Linked DNA regions of Homo sapiens: region 2 is linked to region 1. A link is an interaction called in ENCODE POLR2A ChIA-PET data of the cell type or tissue named here. Cell type or tissue: K562. All regions are shown on one strand. Links, peaks and the distances in the headings refer to the core of each region. The heading gives the core; the rest is flanking DNA. Region 1 overlaps CCDC124 (coiled-coil domain containing 124). Region 2 holds the start of IQCN (IQ motif containing N).

Region 1 (8,216 bases), core at 2,326-4,825:
CCTGCCTCAGGCTCCCGAGTAGCTGGGATTACAGGCATGCACCACCACGCCTGGCTAATTTTGTATTTTTAGTAGAGACGGGGTTTCTCCATGTTGGTCAGGCCGGTCTCGAACTCCCGACCTCAGGTGATCCACCCACCTGGGCCTCCCAAAGTGTTGGGATTACAGGCGTGAGCCACTGTGCCCAGCCTTAGTTTTCTTATATACAAAGACGATCAATATCTCATAGGGGCTGTCCCCAGGGCTCAGTGAGGGGCTGCTGCCACCTGTTTGGCCAAGGCCTGGCACCCAGTGGTGCCACTGCCTGTCTCCTCCCACGTGGGGGACTCTGCTCGTTGGTGCCCCCTGCAGGATGCAGGGGGCCTTACCTTCCTCTCCTTTCCCTAACCCTCACCAAAGGTCTCTCCCAGATATCCCACGTTTCCTACAGTCATTGTCTCAGGGTTGGTTCTTGGGGGACCTCCAAACTAAGCTAGTGTCCAACATATGTTGGTTAGTTTTTATGTTAACTTCAGCTGTACCCAGTTTATTTTTTAGAGACGGGGTCTCGCTCCGTCGCCCAGGCTGCAGTGCAGTGGCACAGTTATGGCTCACTGCAACCTCCTCACTGCAACCTCTAACTCAACCTCAAGGGATTCTCCCACCTCGGCCTCCAAAGAAGGTGGGACCACAGGCACATGCCATCACGCCCTAATTTTAAACTTTTTCTGTAGAGACAAAGTCTTGCTTTCTTGCCCAGGCTGGTCTCAAACTGCTGAATTCAAAAGATCCTTCCACTGTGGCCTCCCAAAGTCCTGCGATTATAGATAGGTGTGAGCCACCGTGCCTCACCTGTACCTAGTTATTCCTGGCACCTTTTACCCTCCGTTGAACAGGAAGCAGTGTGACTTCCAGACCTTTGCACATGTGATTTCTTCGACTTTTCTGTCCCTTGTCTGTGTGGAGAGCTCCTATGCATCCTGAAAGTCCCGTCCTCCATGATACATTCTATCTCCCACCTCTGGGCAGAGCCTAGCCCCTTCCAGCCTGCCCAGCCCTCCAGCCCTGACTACACAGAGCTGAGGACCTCTGTGGGGACCTGCATGCACTAAGCCTTGTGATCTGGGAGGACAGTGATTTTTTTTTTTTTTTTTTTGAGATGGAGTCTCGCTCTGTTGCCCAGGCTGGAGTTCAGTGGCTCACTGCAACCTCCAACTCCCAGGTTCAAGCGATTCTCCTGCCTCAACCTCCCGAGTAGCTGGGACTACAGGCACTTGCCGCCATGCCCGTCTAACTTTTTGTATTTTTAGTGGAGATAGGGTTTCACCATGTTTCCCAGGCTAGTGTCGAACTCCTGAGCTCAGGTGACCCACCCGCCTTGGCCTCCCAAAGTGCTGGGATTACAGGCCTGAGCCACCGCACCCAGCAGGACGGTGTTCTTGGTGGAGGGATCAAGCCTTCTGTGTTGGAGGGTCTCAGAAGCCAAGAGTAAGGAGGCTGGAAGTACTGAGCTGAGAGGGTAATGGGGAGTCAGGGGACAGCCCTATGGGCATAGGAAGTGGGTGTCACCTGGGCAAGAGCCACAGCAGTGGCCTGGTAAGTCCTTCAACCCTACCCTCTACCCTTGTGCCTCAGTTCCCCCCACTGTTATGGATGACCTTGGACAGCAGGGCTGTCCAAGGCCAGGCACACAGTGGGGACTTGATGGCCATTTCTTGCACCAGGGGCTGCTCCAACCTCTACCCGAGCCCACTGGGTAAGTGCTGCAGATGATCTGACCACTGCAACTTTTTTTGTTGTTGTTGCCAGTCTTGCTCTGTTGCCCAGGTTGGAGTGCAGTGCTGTGATCTTGACTCTCTGCAGCCTCTGCCTCCTGGGTTCAAGCGGTTCTAGTGCTTCAGCCTCCCCAGTAGCTGGGATTATAAGCATGCGTCACCACACCCAGCTAATTTTTGTATTTTTAGTAGAGACGGGGTTTCACCATGTTGGCCAGGCTTGTCTCGAACTCCTGACCTTAGGTGATCCGCCCACCTTGGCCTCCCAAAGTGCTGGGATTACAGGAATGAGCCACCGCACCCGGCCCTGACCACTGCAGCTTCTGGGGGCACCTCCATCCCCTGCCGCCCTCATGAGTCCAAGCAATTTGCTCAGCCCACAAAGCCTCACAGGCCCATCTCCCAGCTGCCCTTCCTCTATTCTTCCGGGCTGGCTAAGTTCTAGGAAGCCAGAACTAGGTTCAAATCCCACTCCACCCTTCCCAGATGTGCAGTCTCTGACGGGACGCTTGCTCACACCCACTCCGATCCACCTGCTCACTGCAGCCTCCAGGCCTTTCCCAGCCCAGTGCCTTCCTCCTCCCTCTGCAATGAGATCTGACTCATCCCCCACTAAGGAAGAAATCCTCCACTGGGAAGCCTGCCCAGGATTCAGCACAGAAGGATTTGGCCCAGATGCCTCCCCTGTAGGAATAACAGCAGAGCAGCCAGCATTTCCTGACCCCAAACACAACATGGTACCCCCAATCAAGTCCTAGGGCCCACCCTGAACTGGAATCTCAGAAGGCAGACAGGCTCCAGCTCTTCTCTGGCTCTGCCTCTGAAGTATGGCCAGCGCCTCCACCTCCACCTCTCTAAGCGTGTGCAGGAGACAGTGGAGCAGGTGCCTCACTGGACAAGTGGCACAGCCAAGGAGGGGTGCTGGCAGGAGCCGATGAAGCACAGCTGGCAGCAGGAAGGAGCGCGCTGTTGGGGGCTCTTGTCTTTTCTAGCTATGATCCCAGTGCGGTTCACAGCAGGTCCCCAAAGCTGTTCCTTCTCCCCATTCTTCGCCCGCCTCTCCCCACCCACTCACTTAGGCTTCAAGTGCCTCACCGCAGCCTTGCCGCCACCTTTATTGGGCACTCAGCCCTGAGGCTCTACACACACGCGCCGGGGGATGGGAGGGGATGGGGTGTCACTCGGGGCAGGGACCCTCTGGCGGGAGGACGGGTGGCTGGTGATAAGAGCATGGCCCCGGGGCCCGGCGCCTTGGCCCCCGGAACGCTCTGTGACCCTCGCAGCTGACCTGGCCTAAGGGCGTGCAGAGTCGTGACCTGGACCACCCGTGGGTGAACTGGCTCCCCAAGTTCTGGGCTCACTTGGGGGCATTGAAGGGCACGGCCCGCTGGTTCATGGGGTTGTCAGGAGAGCGGAGCCACTCCTTCTTGAGCAGCTGTTTCAGCTGCGACAGCCGCATGTTGGGGTTCTCTTGTTTGAGCCGCGGCAGCTGGGCTTCCTCAAAGGCTGTGAAGGCTGCCCGCATGCGTCTTTCTGGGTGCCGGTCGGCCGCCTCCTCCGCCACGCTGGGGGTGGACATGAGCGTCAGGGGGCCTTGGGCGCAGCCTTGCCCCGAAAAGCCCGGCCCCGCCCCCAGGTAGCCCCGCCCCCGATGACCAGCTCCACCCCTGGGAAAGCCCCAGGCCCCGCCCCGTTACCTGAGCACTGCAATGGCGTCCTCGATGGTGCGCGCCTCCACGCTGCCCTCCTCCAGCACGCGGCGGTTCACGTTCTCCTCCAGCGGCACCTCCAGATGGCTCTTGGCTTTCTCGGCTGGGCGGGTGGGTGGGTGACAGAGACAGAGAGAGATAAGCAAAGATGCACAGTTCCAAGGAGATGAGATAGAGACTGGCAAGAGAAGCTAGGGGCGGGAGGAAGGCGGGAGAGATGAGGGGGGATGGAATCGCGACTTCAGCTGATAAGCCCTCTTGGGACAGGTCCCACCCTCCCGGCGCCCAGTTCTCTGCCTTACTTTCCGGCAGCCCTGCAAACAAGAGGACCCCGCGGGGCACAAGCCCTGAGGTTGTCTGCTCACGGCCAGGCCTACCAGGAGGCGGCCTACCCACCCACCCTGCACCACGTGGAGCCCCGGCAGCTTCTCTGGGGGCCAGGAGGGGGCTAATGGACTCAAGGTCCACTGCCTCTGCAGTGGGCAAAAGTGCAGCTCCAGAGCGGGATGCCGCCCGACCTGTGTCCGGGGCCTCCCTGAGCTGATGGTCTCGGCGCAGCGTGTCCTCGATCTGGGCCCGGGTGACCTTGCTGGACGTGGCCACCCGCGGCGCCTTGCCGCCCTTGAGCTTGGAGTCCTCCTCCTCCAGTAGGCGCTGCGTCTCCTTCTTACGTTCCAGCTGGTCGAGGCGCCGCTTCTCCTTCTCCTCCTGCGGGGGCGGCGTGCATGGTCAGGCAGAAGACCCCACACCCCCGCGCCACCCACTAGCCTGGGGTTCGAGTTTTCATCTCAGCCAACGAGGATTTAGGCTCTGTGCTGGGTGCAGGGGACATACCAGGAACAAGATAGGTCCCGGTGCTGCCCTGGGCGGGGGATGTGAGGCCAACAGGGGAACCTTGGACAGGGCGGGTGGGTGGCTCTTGAAGAAGTGACGCTCCTAGGTGCGAAGAGCGCCGGCCAAGGGGGAGAGCTGGGGAACAGGAGCGTCCTTAGCAGCAGGGCTACCAGTGCAAAGGCGCCGAGGCAGGAGCCATTTGTTGTAACAGGAACAGCTTGGAGGCTGGAGTGGGAGTGAAGCGGGAGGGGGAAGAGGCCGGGAGGGAGACGGCTGGGCCATGCGGAGCCTCTGGGGGCCAGGGAGGGGTTCATGTTGGATTCTAAGAGCCGTGGGAGGCCTGGACCCGTTTCAGGCTAGGGCAGGGGCTCTGCCCTTATGAGTCGGGCAGCACTGTCCACGTTTCCCTGCCGTGGGTCACTGAGGCTGAAACTGATTCCACATCGGCCGCCCAGGGAAGCCCTGATGCTGGCTGGATGAGGGACATCTGGGCTACGGGACTTGCCCTTGCCCTGGCCTGCACGGACCCCAGGGGGCCGAGCAAGCCCACGGTTTATATGCAGTGCTGCTGGAAGCTCAGGGCAGTACTCTGCCCACTGCCTGGCACTCCTGCAGGGCCCTGGTCTCGGACACCCCTGCCTGCCCCCTCACTGCCTGAGACTCCACCATCTGACTCTCACACCTTCAGCCTTCCCAGGGACGATCCCCACACCTGCAGTGTCCCCCTGGGACACTACCACTGCATCTCCAGATAGATTTGACAGAAGGGAATGTCGCAGAATAGGGGTGGACGCACCTAAGGACACTGCCAGGGCCTGACCCCCACCCCCACCAGCACAGCAGGAAAGTGGAGGGGGCGGTTAAAGTCAAGGCTGTTGGAGTGCACAAACTGGGCTCCCATTGCTGTGCTGAGGAGCCTTAGTTTCCCCCTCGGTCAGAGGCAACGTCCCGAGGCTCCCCGACCGATGCGTGTCACACACACATTCTGCCTCAGACAGGGTCCTTTTTTTTTTTTTTTCTGAGACAGTCTCTCTCAGTCGCCCAGGCTGGAGTGCAGTGGTGCGATCTCGGCTCACTGCAACCTCTGCCTCCCGAGTTCAAGCAATTCTCATGCCTCAGCCTCCCAAATAGCTGGGACTGCAGGTGCCCACCACCACGCCTGGCTAATCTTTTGTAATTTTAGTAGAGACGGGGTTTCACCATGTTGCCCAGGCTGGTCTCGAACTCCTGACCTCAAGTGATCTGCCTGCCTTGGCCTCCCAAAGTGCTGGGATTACAGGTGTGAGCCACTGTGCCTGGCCAATGCATGATGTTTGAAGTGAGGAGAGGTATCACTGGTGGGGGACTGACCAGGAGGGGTATGAGGGAAACTCACGGGGGCTGAGAATATTCTAGAGAGCAGGGGTTGACAAACTATAGCCAACTAGCCAACTGCCTTCTTTGGTAAAGGTTTTTTGTGTTTTTTTCGTTCGTTTGTTTTTTCGAGACGGAACCTTGCTCTGTCGCCCAGGATGGAGTGCAGTGGCGCCATCTCGGCTCACTGCAAGCTCCTCCTCCCGGGTTCATGCCATTCTCCTGCCTCAGCCTCCTGAGTAGCTGGGACTACAGGTGCCTGCCACCATGCCCGGCTGATTTTTTGTATTTTTAGTAGAGATGGGGTTTCACCGTGTTAGCCAGGATGGTCTCGATCTCCTGACCTTGTGATCTGCCCACCTCGGCCTCCCAAAGTGCTGGGATTACAGGAATGAGTTACCGCGCCCGGCCCTTTTTTTTTTTTTTTTAGGTGGAATCTTGCACTGTCGCCCAGGCTGGAGTACAATGGTGCAACCTCTGCCTCCCAGGTTCAACCGATTCTCCTGCCTCAGCCTCCGGAATAGCTGGGATTACGCACACCCGCCACCACGCCCGGCTAATATTTTGTATTTTTAGTAGAAATGGGGTTTCACTATGTTGGCCAGGCTGGTCTCGAACGCCTGACCTTGTAATCCACCTGCCTTGACCTCCCAAAGTGTTGGGATTACAGGTGTGAGCCACCATGCCCGGCCCCTTTGGTAAAGTTTTATGGGCATGCAGCCACACCTATTTGCTAACCTACTGTCAGTGGTGGCCTTCATGCTCAATGATAGGGTCTAGTGGCTTCCTGTCTGGCCCTAAGTGAAGTCTAAGCTATTCACCACCTGGCCCCAATTGCCTGTCCAACCCCCTCCATACCTTGTCCCGGATGCATGCAATACAGGTGTGCTCAGAGGTACATGCTTTCTGACCCACACTCCTAGGACAGGCATGCTTTGCTGTCCCTTAATCAAATCTCTTAACAGGCCAGAGGCGGTGGCTCACGCATGTAATTCCAGCACTTTGGGAGGCCGAGGTGGGCGGATCACTTGAGGTAAGGAGTTGGAGACCAGCCTGGCCAACATGGTGAAACCCCATCTCTACTAAAAATACAAAAATTATCCAGGCATGGTGCCATGCCTGTAATCCCAGCTACTTGGGAGGCTGAAGCAAAAGAATCGCTTGGACCTAGGAGGCGGAGGTTGCAGTGAACTGAGATCACGCCACTGTACTCCAGCCTGGGCAACAGAGACTGTCTAAAAAAAAAAAAAAAAAGGCCAGGTGCGGTGGCTCACACCTGTAATCCCAGCACTTTGGGAGGCCGAGGTGGAAGGATCACTTGGGGCCAGGAGTTTTAGACCAGCCTGACCAACATGGTGAAACCCCATCTCTACTAAAAATGCAAAAATTAGCCTGGCATGGTGGCGCACACCTGTAATCCCAGCTACTCGGGAGGCTGAGGCAGGAGAGTTGTTTGAACTTGGGAGGCAGAGGTTGCAGTGAGCCGAGGTCGCGCCACTGCACTCCAGCCTGTGCGACAGAGTGAAACTCTGCCTCAAAAAAAAAAAGCCTCTTAACAAAGGAGAAGGTGCCAGTCTGGCTCCAGCTCTTCCTCATAGCCACGTGATCTGGGCTTTCTGCCTTCTCTGCCTCAATTTCCTCATCCAGAGGATGGGGCCAACCCCAGTGGCCAAGACGCAGGCCACAGGGAGGATTAAGCCAATGATCTTGACACTATGGGCGGAAAGGTCTCTGGATTCTGTCTGGATACTGGATCTTTTTGTTTTATTTTATTATTTTTTTGAGATGGACTCTTGCTTTGTCACCCAGACTGGAGTGCAGTGGCGCGATCCCGGCTCACTGCAACCTCCACCTCCCAGGTACAAGTGATTCTTGTGCCTCAGCCTCCTGAGTTGCTGGGACTACAGGTGCGCGCCACCACGCCCAGCTAATTTTTTTATTTTTAGCAGAGATGGGGTTTCACCATGTTGGCCAGGATGGTCTCGAACTCCTGACCTCAGGTGATCCGCCTGCCTCGGCCTCCCAAAGTCCTGGGATGACAGGCGTGAGCCACCGCACCCGGATGGATACTGCATCTTTGACAGACATTGTTTTTCCTTTTGAGTTTTCAACTTTCCTATAGTGTCAAAATTTTGATGATCCCCCAACCCCCAAACTATAAATATCTCCATGGACCCAGTGCAGCAGGGTGGGTAGGGGTGGGGCTGGAAGAAAGCCAGGGACATTGAATGTGTGCTAAAAACAAGGCAGGATCTACCCCTTCACAGAAAGACAATGGGAGGCCAGGTGCAGTGGCTCATGCCTGTAATCCCAGCACTTTGGGAGGCTGAGGTGGGAGGACTGTTTGAGCCCAGGAGTTTGAGACCAACTTGGGCAACACAGTGAGATGACCCCCACCCCCTACACAAAATACAAACAATAGCTGGGCGTGGTGGTGCACGCCTATAGTCCCAGCTACTTGGGAGGCTGAGGCAGGAGGCTTGCTTGAGTTCGGGAAGTCAAGACTGCATTGAGCTGTGATCCTGCCACTGTACTCCAGTCTGGGTGACAGAGCAAGACCGTCTTT
Region 2 (8,216 bases), core at 1,378-3,877, 330 kb before region 1:
AGCCCGCAGTCTCAGAGCCACACCCAAGACATCAGTGAGAACCCTGACTGGCCCGTTGCACCCCCTTTTTGGTCCCTTCCCATCTAGCCATTTTACAGCCTCAAATTCTTTGAGTTGTTTGTATCCCCAGACATGGGGCAAATTCCAGCATATAGTAGGTGCTCAGAAAATGCCCGTGGGATGAAAGACTGAAACTGCCTCTAGGTACATGGAGGGGGAGATTTGGGGTTCCCTCTGTGCTGAGAACCCTTTGTACTCAGGATGAGCCGGTGTAGGTAGCAACCACCATGACCTTTGGCCCTGCCCTGCATCCTGTTCCCCAACCTCTGGCTGTGCCTTCTAGAATCCCCACCCCCTAAGAGCTGCCAGGGATTGGCCAGAACTTGGCTTTGAGTCACAAAGCTGCTGCGGCACCAGGGCTCCAAGACTGGCCGTTCAGACTGCTAGGTTTAGCTTCAGGGGCAGGTGAGTGGGGCTGGTGGCTTTGGGGGCGGGTGAGTGGGGCTGGTGGCTTCAGGGGCGGGTGAGTGGGGCTGGTGGAGGACTTGTTTGCGAGGGTTCGTGGGGGACCCTGTCGTTCTCCTCTGGCCCCCAGTGCCTTTAGAGCCCTTCTGGGCCTTCTGGGTGACTGCAAATGATGGGTCAGCTCCTTGGCCCCTCACAGCAGGGGCTCTAGGGACCTCTAAAGCCTTGATGGTGGATTTGTTCACCTGTGATGGGGGACATCATGGAGAGCCTGTTATGTCTCTTTATTATTATTTTTTTAAATAAATAGAGACATGTTGCCCAGGCTGTTTTCAAACTCTTGGGCTGCAGCGATCCTCCCACCTTGGTCCCCCAAAGTGCTTGGATTACGGGCAGGAGCCACTGCGCCCAGCTGAGCCTGTTGTGTCTCTTTGGCAACCTGAGGATGGTGATCTTATGTCTTGTGACAGATAGGGAAATTGAGGCTCAGAGGGGTTTACTCAAAATTACCGAGCCAGTCGCTTGGCTTCTGTGTCCAGGGGGCCCCTGTTCCTTCTTCTCATCCCCCACAATCCCGTTTCTCACCCCTTCTGGTTGAGTTCCTCTAAAGAGCTGCACCGTTTGGTTGATGAAACCTCAGCCCCTGGAATGGGCCCATTCAGCTCCCAGAGCTGCTGTCTCCCGGGTTCAAGTGATTTTCCTGCCTCAGGAGTTCGAGACCAGCCTGACCCATATGGTCAAACCCCATCTCTACTAAAAATTCAAAAATTAGGCCGGGCAAGGTGGCTCACGCCTGTAACGCCAGCACTTTGGGAAGCCAAGGCGGGCAGATCACCTGTGATCAGGAGTTCAAGACCAGCCTGACCAACATGGAGAAACCCCATTTCCACTAAAAATACGAAATTAGGTGTGGTGGCGCATGCCTGTAATCCTAGCTATTTGGGAGGCTGAGGCAGGAGAATCGCTTGAACCTGGAGGCAGAGGTTGCAGTGAGCCAAGATGGCGCCATTGCACTCCAGCCTGGGCAACAAAAGTGAAATTCCGTCTCAAAGAGAATAATAATAATAATTAGGCCGGGCATGGTGACTCATGCCTGTAATCCCAGCACTTTGGGAGGCCGAGGCGGGCGGATCACTTGAGGTCAGGGGTTCGAGACCAGTCTGGCCAACATGGCGAAACCCCAACTCTACTAAAAATACAAAAGTTAGCCAAGTGTGGTGGCAAGTGCCTGTAATCCCAGCTACTCGGGAGGCTGAGACAGGAGAATCACTTTGAACCTGGGAGGCGGAGGTTGCAGTGAGCCAAGATCGTGCCACTGCACTTCAGCCTGGGCAACAGAGCAAGATTCCGTCCATCTCAAAAAAATAAAAATAATAAATATATGTGTGTCAATTATCCATGCATTGCCTCTTGTCTCCGAATGGACCCTTTCAATATGTGATAAACAAAGGAATTTCTTTCGTTATGTCTTGTTTAAAGTGAGCACAATGCTCGGCCAGGCGCGGTGGCTCACGCCTGTAATCCCAGCACTTTGGGAGGCCGAGGTGGGCGAATCACGAGGTCAGGAGATGGAGACCATCCTGGCTAGCATAGTGAAACCCCGTCTCTACTAAAAATACAAAATATTAACTGGGCGTGGTGGCAGGCGCCTGTAGTCCCAGCTACTCAGGAGGCTGAGGCAGGAGAATGGCGTGAACCCGGGAGGCAGAGCTTGCAGTGAGCCGAGATGGTGCCAGTGCACTCCAGCCTGGGAGACAGAACGAGACTCCGTCTCAAAAAAAAAAAAAAAGTGAGCACAATGCTAAGATTTCTCAATAGAGGGCGCTGGTGAGGCATTAGGGATAGAGGTGTGAAGACACCAGGTGAAGCCTGCCCGAGCCCTGGATCCAGAACGTGGTCCTGTGACTTTGCAGTCTTGACCTGGTGAAAACCTTTCTGCAGCCCTCTCAACACACACAAAAAACAGAGCCCCTAAGGCCGGGCGCGGTGGCTCATGCCTGTAATCCCAGCACTTTGGGAGGCCAAGGTGGGTGGATCACCTGTGGTCAGGAATTTGAGACCAGCCTGACCAATATGATGAAACCCCATCTGTACTAAAAATACAAAAATTTGCTAGGCGTGGTGGCAGGTGCCTGTAATCCCAGCTGCTCAGGAGGCTGAGGTAGGAGAATCGCTGGAAACCGAGAGGTAGAGGTTGCAGTGAAAGGAGATCGCGCCACTGCACTCCAGCCTGGGCGACAAGAACAAAACTCAAAAGAGAGAGAGAAAAAAAAAAAGGCCAGGCGCGGTGGCTCACGCCTGTAATCCCAGCACTTTGGGAGGCCGAGGCAGGCGAATCACCTGAGATCAGGAGTTTGAGACCAGCCTGGCCAACATGGTGAAACCCCGTCCCTCCAAAAACAAAACAAAACAAAACAAACAAAATTAGCTGGGTGTGGTGGGATTCATGCCTGTAATCCCAGCTACTCGGGAGGCTGAGGCAGGAGAATCGCTTGAACCCAGGAGGCGGAGGTTGCAGTGAGCCAAGATGCTGAGTGCCGCTGCACTCCAGCCTGGGGGACAGAGTGAGACTCTGTCTCAAAAATCATAAATAAATAAATGATAATAAACGAACAGAGCCCCCACGGTGGCCCATACACATTGAAGGCCTCCTGCCCCAGCAACACTTAGGTTTCCAGTGCACATCCAGAGCACCAACTGTTGATAACCTGTTCCCACATCTGCACCCTGGAGGGTGGGCCTTTTGCTTGTTTTGCAACTCCAGACCAGCTCTGGCTTGGCCGATCCAGCAATTATCTCCGTTAACTTGTTAGGCGGGACCATACTTTCTCCAAGGAAGTCTGAATGCTCTCCAAATTTGCCCCTTTTTTGGGGATACTCCCTCAGCCCTAAAGTACCACATAGAGTTTCCTTTTATCTTTTTTTTTTTTTTTTGAACTGAGTTTCGCTCAGTCACCCAGGCTGGTGTGCAATGGTATGATCTCAGCTCACTGCAACCTTTGCCTACTGGGTTCAAGAGATTCTCCCGCCTCAGCCTCCTAAGTAGCTGGGATTACAGGCACCTGCCATCATACCTGGCTAATTTTTGTATTTTTAGTAGAGACAGAGTTTCACCATGTTGGCCAGGCTGGTCTTGAACTCCTGACCTCACGTGAGCCACCCACCTCGGCCTCCCAAAGCACTGGGATTACAGGCGTGAGCCACTGCGCCTGGTTTTTTTTTTTTTTTTTTGAGACAGAGTCTCACTCTGTCGCCCAGGCTGGAGTGCAGTTGCGTGATCTCGGCTCACTGCAATCTCCATCTCTCGGGTTCAAGTGATTCTCCTGCTTCAGCCTCTGAAGTAGCTGGGATTACAGGTGCATGCCACTGTGCCTGGCTAAGTTTTGTATTTTTAGTAGAGACGGGGTTTCACCATGTTGGCCAGGCTGTTCTCGAACTCCTGACCTTGTGATCCACCTGCCTTGGCCTCCCGAAGTGCTGGGATGACAGGTGTGAGCCACCATGCCTGGCCTCCCAGGTTACCTTTTATCTTATACTTACTCTTTAATCACAATCTTTTTTTTTTTTTTTTTGAGACAGGGTCTCAGCCAGGCACCGTGGCTTACACTTGTCATCCCAGCTACTTGGGAGACTGAGGCACAAGAATCACTTGAACCTGGGAAGCAGAGGTTGCAGTGAGCCGAGATTGTGACGCTGCACTCCAGCCTGGGCAAAAGGGTGGGACTCTGTTTTAAAAACAAAAAAGAGATAGGGTCTCATTCTGTCGCTCAGGCTCGAGTGCAGTGGTGCCATCGTAGCTTACTGCAGTCTCAACCTCCTGGCCTCAAATGATCCTCCTGTCTCAGCCTCCCGAGTAGCTGGGACTACAGGTGCATGTCACCATGACTGGCTAATTTTTATGTTTTTAGTAGAGACGGGTTTTACCATGTTGCCCAGGCTGGTCTGGAACTCCTGGCCTCAAGTGACCCACCCACCTTGGCCTTCCAAATTGCTGGGGTTACAGACGTGAGCCACTGTGCCCGGCCTATTTTTTTTTTTTTTTTGAGACAGTTTTGCTCTTGTTGCCCCAGATGGAGTACAATGGCACGATCTCAGCTCACTGAAATCTCTGCCTCCCAGGTTCAAGATATTCTCCTGCCTCAGCCTCCTGAGTAGCTGGAATTACAGGCGTCAACCACTATGCCTGGCTAATTTCTTGTATTTTTAGTAGAGACGGGGTTTTACCATGTTGGCCAGGCTGGTCTCGAACTCCTGACCTCAGGTGATCCACCCTCCTCGGCCTCCCAGAGTGCTGGAATTACAGGCGTGAGCCACGCCTGGCCAATTTTTTTTTTTTTTTTTTTTTTTTTTTAAGAGACAGTTCTTGCTTAGTTTCCCAGGCTGGTCTCAAACTTCTGTCCTCAAGTGATCCTCCCATCTTGGCCTCCCAAAGTGCTGGGATTGCAGGCAAGAACCACTGTGCTCAGCCTGGACGCCATTTCTGATGCCTGGATATCATGCCCTTGTATGATTAATTTAAGCCTGTCTCCATTGATAATTTTGGTTTCTTCCAGTTTTTCCTCTGCTAAACAATACAGTGTTAAACATCCTTGAACATACTTCTGTATTCATTTGTAGCAGAACCTCTACCAATCACTGTTTTGGTTATTTCCAGTTGTTTTGTTTGATTTCTAGCTACAAAATAACACTGGAATAAATTTCCTCATCTTTGCACATTTTTTTTTTTTTTTAGAATTTAGCTTTTTTAGAATTTAGAAATTTTAGAATTTAGCATTTTTGCTTTTAACATTTCTTTTTGTGTTGGTCTTGAGCCAGCCCAGGGCAGTGTTGCTGCATATTGCATGGATGAAAGGCTGAAGGCTGCCTCCTCTTGCAGGCTGGCTTCTGAGATTGCACCTTCTTCTCCTGCTACTCCTCCAAATCTATGACCCTTCAAGGTAAGAAGATGGTCTATGGGCAAGGGGTCTGGCTAGTCCAACCTGAAGAGAGGGGCTTCTGCCAAACAAGTGTGCTGTGCTCCAGGCTATGCATCAGGGTGGCTTGACAGTGTCCCAGCTCTCTCTGCATCCTAGTTACTTCTGAAAGCCACAGTCACCACTTTTTCTTCCTTCTTTCCATCCTTCCATATGCCATTTACCTACCCATCCCCTAATCCACCCACCCACCCATCCACCCATCAGTCTACCTCCTGTTGGGTTATCTCTTCACCAGTCTTTCCAGCTCTCTTTAATTTCCCTCCCTCCCTTGCTTCCTTCCTTCTTTCCTTTTATTTGACACGGAGTTTCACTTCTGTTGCCCAGGCTGGAGTGTGATGGCGTGATCTTGGCTCACTGCAACCTCCTCCTCCCGGGTTCAAGCAATGCTCCTGCCTCAGCCTCCCGACTAGCTGGGACTACAGGCTCATGCCACCATACCTGGCTCTTTTTTTTTTTTTTTTTTTTGAGACAGAGTCTTGCTCTGTCACCCAGGCTGGAGTGAGGTGGCGCGATCTCGGCTTACTGCAACCTCTGCCTACCGGGTTCAAACAATTCTCCTGCCTCAGCCTCCTGAGTAGCTGGGATTACAGGCACGAGCCACCATGCCGAGCTAATTTTTGTATTTTCAGTAGAGATGGGGTTTCACCACGTTAGCCAGGCTGGTCTCAAACTCCTGACCTTGTGATCCGCTCACCTCGGCCTCCCAAAGTGCTGGGATTACAGGCATGAGCCACTGTGCCTGGCCTACTTTTCTGTATTTTTAGTAGAGACGGGTTTCACCATGTTGGCCCGGCTGGCCTCGAACTCCTGACCCCAAGCAATCTGCCCACCTTGGCCTCCCAAAGTGCTGGAATGACAGACATGAGCCACCGTGCCGGGCCAATTTGCCTTTAACACTTTATTCATCAGCTTTATTTACCTATTCATCCAAACCTTCATCTGTCTTTCCAACCCATCTACCATTCACTCATCGACTGATTCATCCATTCAGTATCTAGTCCTGTATCTATCTGTCCATCCAACTTCCAATCCACTCACCATTTATCAGTCAAGATGCCCCCCCCACCCAATACCTACCCATTCACAGCTTGGAACCAAGCTCTATGACTGAGATGGGGACACAGAAATGACTCTGTCTTCTAGGATTCACAATCAATGGGGAGAGGCAAATAATCTCCCCCACCACACTTCTCTCTCTCTCTTTTTCAAACACACACACACACACACACACACACACACACACACACACACAGAGGCAAACAGGAAATTTCCAAAACATTGTGATCAGTGCTAAACCCAGGGTACATCCAAGATAAAGTTTGAAAAGCAGGCCGGGCGCGGTGGCTCACACCTGTAATCCCAGCACTTTGGGAGGCTGAGTCAGGTGGATCACCCGAGGTCGGGAGTTCGAGACCAGCCTGGCCAACATGGTGAAACCCCGTCTTTACTAAAAATACAGAAAAGTAGCCAGCCAGGCATGGTGGCGTGCACCTGTAATCCCAGCTACTCGGGAGGCTGAGGCAGGAGAATCGCTTGAACCCAGGAGGCGGAGGTTGTGGTGAGCCAAGATCACAGCATTGCACTCCAGCCTGGGCAACAAGAGCAAAACTCTGTCTCAAAAAAAAAAAAAAAAAGAAAAGAAAAAAGAAAAGCAGGTAAGTGGTCGGGCATTCAGGTGTCATACACTGTGTGCCAAGATGAAGTGGCCGTAGGGTGATGAGAGGTGGATATAAGGATGGCAAAGACCACTTGGGAGAGGGAGGGATGGAAAAAGGGAGGCGGAAGATCGCAACGTGCCAGGAACAAGATCTGGGCCTGGGGGGCCAGTGTCCACCCCAGCCAGGAGACCTCTTGTTTGCAGGACCTGCTACACCCTGACCACCCCCTGCCGCCCCCACAGGCAGAGCTGACCTGTCCGGTAATCAAGGCAATGCAGCCGGCCGCCTAGCTACAGTTCACGAGCCAGTTGTCACCCAGTGGGCGGTGCATCCTCCAGCCCCCGCTCACCCCAGTCTCCTGGACAAAATGGAGAAAGCGCCTCCACAGCCCCAGCACGAGGGCCTCAAGTCCAAGGAGCATCTTCCGCAACAGCCTGCCGAAGGCAAGACGGCGTCCCGCCGCGTCCCACGCCTCCGGGCTGTGGTCGAGAGCCAGGCCTTCAAGAACATCCTGGTAGACGAGATGGACATGATGCACGCCCGTGCAGCCACGCTCATCCAAGCCAACTGGAGGGGCTATTGGCTCCGGCAGAAGCTGATTTCCCAGATGATGGCGGCCAAGGCCATCCAGGAGGCCTGGCGGCGCTTCAACAAGAGACACATCCTTCACTCCAGCAAGTCGTTGGTAAAGAAAACGAGGGCGGAGGAGGGGGACATACCTTATCACGCCCCACAGCAGGTGCGCTTCCAGCATCCGGAAGAGAACCGCCTTCTGTCCCCGCCCATCATGGTGAACAAGGAGACCCAGTTCCCTTCCTGTGACAATCTGGTCCTCTGCAGACCCCAGTCGTCCCCCCTCCTGCAGCCCCCAGCAGCTCAGGGTACCCCAGAGCCCTGTGTGCAGGGTCCTCATGCTGCCAGAGTCCGGGGGCTGGCCTTCCTGCCACACCAGACGGTCACCATCAGATTTCCCTGCCCAGTGAGTCTGGACGCAAAATGCCAGCCATGCCTGCTGACCAGAACCATCAGAAGCACCTGCCTCGTCCACATAGAGGGTGACTCAGTGAAGACCAAACGTGTAAGTGCCCGGACCAACAAAGCCAGGGCTCCGGAGACA

What was found. Peaks named below come from ENCODE experiments on the same cell type or tissue, not always from the same donor. Only the 100,000 strongest peaks of a DNase experiment are listed, where the experiment ranks them.
Region 2: POLR2A ChIA-PET joins it to region 1 with 5 read pairs; 11 of 35 experiments call an interaction of 5 or more read pairs at or near these places.

What each region holds. Positions count from the first base shown.
Region 1 is chr19:17,938,611-17,946,826 of GRCh38, reverse strand. CCDC124 (coiled-coil domain containing 124) reads right to left here. Exons shown (of 5, transcript NM_001136203.2): 3 at 3,982-4,171; 4 at 3,452-3,566; 5 at 2,842-3,319. The coding sequence ends at 3,112. Among named protein-coding and RNA genes, the nearest start is that of CCDC124, 9.7 kb to the right of the region's middle. In K562, for the core only: a CTCF peak has its summit at 4,101; DNase peaks (open chromatin) are centred at 3,436, 3,696 and 4,076; H3K4me3 peaks cover 1,664 bases.
Region 2 is chr19:18,266,652-18,274,867 of GRCh38, reverse strand. It overlaps IQCN (IQ motif containing N), which reads left to right and starts at 416. Exons shown (of 4, transcript NM_001145304.2): 1 at 416-465; 2 at 5,281-5,402; 3 at 7,342-8,216. The coding sequence starts at 5,390. In K562, for the core only: a CTCF peak has its summit at 2,284 (motif pointing right); a DNase peak (open chromatin) is centred at 2,327.